Regions from separate parts of the Homo sapiens genome. Here region 2 is linked to region 1. Evidence: chromatin contacts called from ENCODE Hi-C or POLR2A ChIA-PET data. All regions are on one chromosome and are shown on one strand. Each heading gives the region's core, a stretch centred on a gene start or an enhancer-like site at or near the end of the contact. The rest is flanking DNA. Distances are from core to core; before and after follow the strand shown. Region 1 overlaps CREB5 (cAMP responsive element binding protein 5). Region 2 overlaps CREB5 (cAMP responsive element binding protein 5).

The links. Hi-C counts contacts between places; a loop is a spot of excess contacts on that map. ChIA-PET counts read pairs that join two places held with the same protein, here RNA polymerase II (POLR2A). Pooled maps may share reads with other maps.
Region 2: a map of OCI-LY7 shows a loop between it and region 1 (2.5-fold over the local background). The contact joins two enhancer-like sites. A Hi-C loop is called at or near these places in 1 of 168 maps with a recorded cell type or tissue (OCI-LY7), 6 of 37 single-sample maps with no recorded cell type and 5 of 50 pooled maps. POLR2A ChIA-PET finds 5 or more read pairs at or near these places in 1 of 52 experiments (GM12878).

What each region holds. Positions count from the first base shown.
Region 1 is chr7:28,571,952-28,574,686 of GRCh38, forward strand. The region is part of intron 5 of CREB5 (cAMP responsive element binding protein 5); the gene reads left to right. Among named protein-coding and RNA genes, the nearest start is that of CREB5, 160 kb to the left of the region's middle. RefSeq lists silencers at 1,240-1,534, 2,109-2,158. Within about 2 kb of position 1,485, at least 4 of the 41 ENCODE cell types and tissues checked have a DNase peak (open chromatin) inside an H3K27ac peak, as active enhancers do; they include OCI-LY7, where a contact is called at or near this core.
Region 2 is chr7:28,814,040-28,816,912 of GRCh38, forward strand. The region is part of intron 9 of CREB5 (cAMP responsive element binding protein 5); the gene reads left to right. Among named protein-coding and RNA genes, the nearest start is that of TRIL, 140 kb to the right of the region's middle. RefSeq lists an enhancer at 1,741-1,920. Within about 2 kb of position 1,497, at least 3 of the 41 ENCODE cell types and tissues checked have a DNase peak (open chromatin) inside an H3K27ac peak, as active enhancers do; they include OCI-LY7, where a contact is called at or near this core.

The DNA of each region.
Region 1 (2,735 bases), core at 235-2,734:
TTTGAATTTTCAGTCAAATATTGGAAGTGATAATTAAAAACTTAGAAACTGCTCCACAATTTGTCAGTAGGTCTTTTCCCTCTTGTTTTTCGGTGTTATAAGAATTCCAGACCTGCAGGGAACACTGGCTTATTCCTCCCTAGGATATTCCAGAAGGGGCACCTTGTCTCACATTTTCAACTTACCAGGAATGGCTGTGATACGTTAAGACCCACCTTAAGAAATGAGAGTAATGGGTAATGGGTAATGACCATTTTGTGAGTTTGCTGTGGGTGCGTTTGGTTTTCTATTCAAGAAACAGAACATTAACCTGGCCCTTCGAATGCTCGGCTTTGTTGAAAGGAGTCAATGCTAGGTTGGTAAGTGTCTCTGCTAAAGATTTCTTTTCTTCTCAAATGACCATGAGAGCAAATGTTGCTGCTATCTAAATCAAGAACCCATAGAGTGCTAAGAGGGTGGAGTAGATTCATTAAAGACAGCATCTAAATCTCCAGGGACTTCTCTCAAGTGGCTTGGCTTTCAGCAGACAATTCACAGTTATGCCAGCTAATTATAATTATTTTATTTTTCTTTCAAGGGGAAAAAACATAAAATGTGCTAGAGTTTACTAGCAGTTTTACAGCATTCCTTCCCCCCTGGAGTTCTCCTGCCTCCCTCTCCCTGCCACCCCCCACCAACTACCCTTTTGGAGGCCCTTAGTATTCAGCCATTGTTAGCACAAAGCTGGTCTTTATGAAACAGTCTTTTGAGGGCTAGCAATAAAGTTTAAGATGAGTGCTGACTCTGTTGATAATTTACCCAGCTGGCCCAGGACTGTACATTTGGGTGACATTTGTAGGCTGTGTCACCATGCCTGGATGGAGGCGGGTGTTTCTGTGGTATGGACGCCTTTTGGACACACTCCATCTTCCCATTTATTCTCCAGCCTGGGGTGTTGTGTGTCGCTCCTGGTGTGTTCTAGGAGATAATTGTCACTTTTAGGACTCTGTCTCATTGCCAAGCCCGAGGGAGGCTATTTCTTTTATTCAGATTCCTCCCTGGTGTGTTTGCCATGTTGATTCAAACCCACACATCTTGTCGTTTCCATTTTTCTCCATCCAAAACCTTGCCCGGATGATCCTGGAGACTCAGCAAGAAATAACCCAACCCATCTCACCAGTGGATTCAGTATGAAACTCTAGGTGGTAACATTTGGGGACGGTTGACTCTTTTATTTCTCTCAGGAAAGAGGAAATGAGTACTTATTTGAAAACACGAGTTCCCTCTGGAGACTGTGTCTTTAAATGAGCATTTGAAATTGCAGATAGCTTTTTTTTTACTTTATTTTTTTTGAGGCTGCACAGAACCATATTGTAGTAATATTCTGATTTTTATCACAACCTCAAATATTTAAGTGTCAAAATCTGGCCAAGCCACCTGCAAATGTTTGCCATGGCTACTGGCCAAGAAAAACAGCAAACAGCAATGAAAGTCTTCATTCAGGCTCAGTGCTTAAGCTGCATCCAGCCAGAAAGGCTGGGACCCACCTGTGCCCACGCATAGTGCTCTTGTGCTGCGGCCAGCGGGTGTGTTCATGGCTGAGACTTTGTGGGAGAAGGGGCCACCTGGCTCCTGCTCCCCCCTCTTCCCTTCCCTTCTATCAGTGCTTGGCTGCTGCAGGCAACCCCAAGTTTTCGCTCTTCTCTGTCTCCCTCTTTTCACAGTACAAAATTTAAGCTTGGAGGCTTGAATGTATTGAGAGAGCTATCAACATAAAGGACTTGAAAATGGGAGTAGTGCCAGTTATCAGGGAGGACTTTGGGGACAAAGGGTAGGCATCCTCATAAGCATTTGATTTTCATGCTTTTTGAACAGGCACTGAGCCAAACCAGACCAAAATGAGTGCAAATGCAAAAATCCAAAGAAGTAATGTTAAAAGGAAGTAGACAAACAACACGTGCAACTTCCATTCCATACCACAGCAATCCATACCATGCCCTGCGCTCAATTCTGTGAAAGTAGTGCCATTACCTCAATAGAAACCAGAGGTAAATATAAATATCTCAAATTGCTCTTGTGTGGTTGGGCAGACTAGAAAAACACACAGCTATGGAGAGTGTGGGAGGCATCCCCAAACTAGTGACTACTTGTGCTTAGTCAAACTGGCAGACGCTCTGCCGGGAAGAGTGTCTTTGGCTGATTGATGGTAGCGTTTTCAGAGATAAGTTTCCCAGATGGAAAAAAAGAGTGAGCCATGGGCTGTGGGGAAGACAAGTGAGACAGAAAACAAGCATGTATTAAATAGAGATAAAATCGATCCAGCCTTGAACCAAATATGTGGCAGAATCCAAACAGTATCTCTCCTCCAGTCATTTTTATTAGCTATCATGTAACAGGCTCATTAATTCAGGATCAAGTCAGCAAAGCCTGGGAAAATGGCAGAAGGGTAGGTAGCACTACTGGAAGTTAACACACTCTCTCTGTCTCTTTGTTTCTTATCATCTAAGACATTTTTGTAGGAGTCAATAATCCGTTGAGTAGATGGCTATAATCTTAATAGATCCCAGCTTTCTTAACTAAGTTGATTCTTCTTTATGGATAAGTGATAGTATATAATTTACACTCAGTAATTCTTCAGGAGAGCAATGAAGATAATATGGAATTTGGAGTTCTACAAGAATGGATATCAGTACAGAGCTCTGACGGGTTATGGGAGACGCTTCCAAAATATTCTACATATTTTTTTCTTACCTTTT
Region 2 (2,873 bases), core at 247-2,746, 240 kb after region 1:
ATTCAGAGTAAGAAAATGCCTCCAGAAGGCCTGGTTTTTATTTCCCTACTAGACTTCCAGGCCACATTTGATTTCTTGTATGCATTTTGAAACATTTGCTATCTGGTTGTTCTCTTCCAAAATGAATTCAAGGTGATTCCACTTACGTTCCCTTGAAAAGCGTTTTTACTTAAAATATAGTCTAGTATTTGTGCATTTCCTACACTAATCAGTCTTTCACTATGGAATCCTTAAGATGATTATGCATGTGCACAGCACACAATTCATTCTTCTTTCTCTAGGATAGTGATTCTTGACCTTTCTTAAGCCAAAGGCCCCTTATGAAATATAATGAAGGCTCCGTAGATGCTCTCTCAGTAATATGGACACATAAATGGACATAGAAAATTTTGCTCTAAAATGAAACTATAAATGTTGCTTTGGAATCTGCCCTACTAAGATTTAGAAGCATAAGAGGTGCTAGAACTGGCTCCCTTATGAAAGATAAGACCTGAATTATAAGCATATTTGAGCATATTGAAAGTAGCTAAGTAATGAATAAAAGTCAAGATGGACTCTTTCATTGGATAATTGGGTAATTTGCTTTCTCAATAGAAGGTGACACAGAATTGCTTGTAGAATAAAAAAAAATTCTTTCTGGAAGGAACTTTCTGGAAGTAGTTCAACCATCGTGTTTTATACTTGGTTGGCATGGCAGCTTGGGAACTCAAACCCTATTATTCTCAACTCTCAAGTGAGAGTTCCTTTTCCTACTGGATGCTGCCCCATGAATTTCTATGGCTTATGTGGTTATTAGGCCTTTATTTAGTCCTTGCAGCATCATAGTTATATGTATATGGATAAACAAGAAGCTGATTGCCCTTCTCTACTGAGGACATTAATTGGTGTTCATTTTCCCACAATAACATGGCTAAATAAGTATTAACATGTTACATTAAGAAATATGTCCTGCCAGGCACAGTGGCTCATGCCTGTAATCCCAGCACTTGGGGAGGCTGAGGCTGGAGAATCACTTGAGGCCAGGAGTTCAAGAGCAGCCTGGGCAAAATAGCTACACCCCATCTTTGCAAAACATTTTTTAAAATTAGGTGGGCATTGTGGCACATGTCTCTAGTCCCTGCTACTCAGAAGGCTGAGGTGGGAGGATTGCTTGAGCCCAGGAGGTAGAGGCTGCAGTGAACTATGATGGTGCCACTGTAGTCCAGCCTGGACGACATAGCAAGACCCTGTCTCTATAACAATAAAAAAGAAAAAAAGAATATGTTCATATTCACATATATCTTTAAATGATGGTCAGTTGTCTCAATATTCTCAGGGTTCTGCATTTTTACAGATCCTCACAACACTCAGGCCTTTGGTCTCTGTACTTACAACATATTGCTTTATTAATAAAGTGTTTTGCTGTTCATAGACTAAATGCCACCAAAGTCATATACTTTGTATGGGGTTTTGGTGATAGGCCAGGGCACCACATGTGCTGACTAGTGCTCTTTTTATAGTAAAACAGACTTATGAAAGCAAAAATTTATTGTGAAACTGTTTGGGGCATGCCAAATATCATAGGCAGTTAGCTCTTTGCTAACTGTAGAAACCCAGAGAATAGAATTGAGTGTTTTCTTAGGGAAGGGGCAATGAACACTTTGTGCCTGGGAGATCGAATGCTGCCAAGAAAGGGTTTCATTGCCCAGGACATAGTGGGGGAAGAAATGGAGACTAAATTCAACCTCTCCAAGATGGCCACAGGCAGGGGTGTTTTTTCTTCCAAAAGTATAAGAAAGCAAGAGAACCCAGTTTTGTTTTTAATACTTTTCTTGTTTGTTTTCTAGGTAGAAAAGTGTGGATTCACTAGAAATTAGAACTTGATTCCATTTTCTAAGATCCATTGTCTACATTATCTGCAGCTGAGAGCTTCTACTCAGGGGGCAAGGTGTCTAGCAGTTTCGATTTCAGAAAAGTGTTATTTCTGTAGTCTAAATGCAAATAATATGACATTTCCTTCTGAAGCAAATATATACGCACACACACACACACACACACACACACACATAAACACATCTCTGTTTCCTTTCTTGGTTTTTGTTTGGTTGTTTTTTTTTAACCAGAGATTGCCTTCATTTGATGGTCTAGAAGTGACTTTCTTTTATATGTGCTATTTTGAGCAGAAGGAGAACTGAGAAAAAGAAGGAAGGCCATCTGAATTTAGATAGGTGTAAAGTCAAAGAGGAAGAAGTTAGTGTTTAAGGCTAAAATAAATTGTCCTGTAAGTTATCCCACTGACCTTGGAATTGACAGGGTCACTTTTGGTTTCCACAGAGCCCCTTATCAATCACATTCATTTGGAGTTGGGAGGTACAATTTGCCTTCTTGTATGTTCTGAGATGTAAGAGCAATTTTCTTGTTTGATTAAGTGATTTATTCATCATTAAGGCTAATTTCCCAAATAGTCATTTTTATTTTGTAAAAATAAAGTTTGGAAGAGAAAGGGAATGAGATGAGATTTGTAGATGAGATTTTTATTATTTTGTCATTGTTTTATTTTATTATTTTTGTTATTAATGTTACTCAATATGTGGTTGCTTATAATTTATTTCACCAAGAAATTTAGAAATGGGAGATATTCCTTAAAACAGATTTCAATTTTTTTTAGCGCAACTTCTAGAATCCCAAACATACTTTCCTAGGTGATAAATACATGGCTGAAAAGCCAAGTTCATATTGAAAGTGTAGGTACAACTTAATGACAGCAATGTTAATCGTCCTTTTCGGTGTGCATGCATTTTTTAAGTCTCCTACATGTGAGGTATAATGCCTGGCAGCCACAAATAAACCTTGACCAAAGAGAGGATATTATTGATCACAATTTTTAAGTGGCT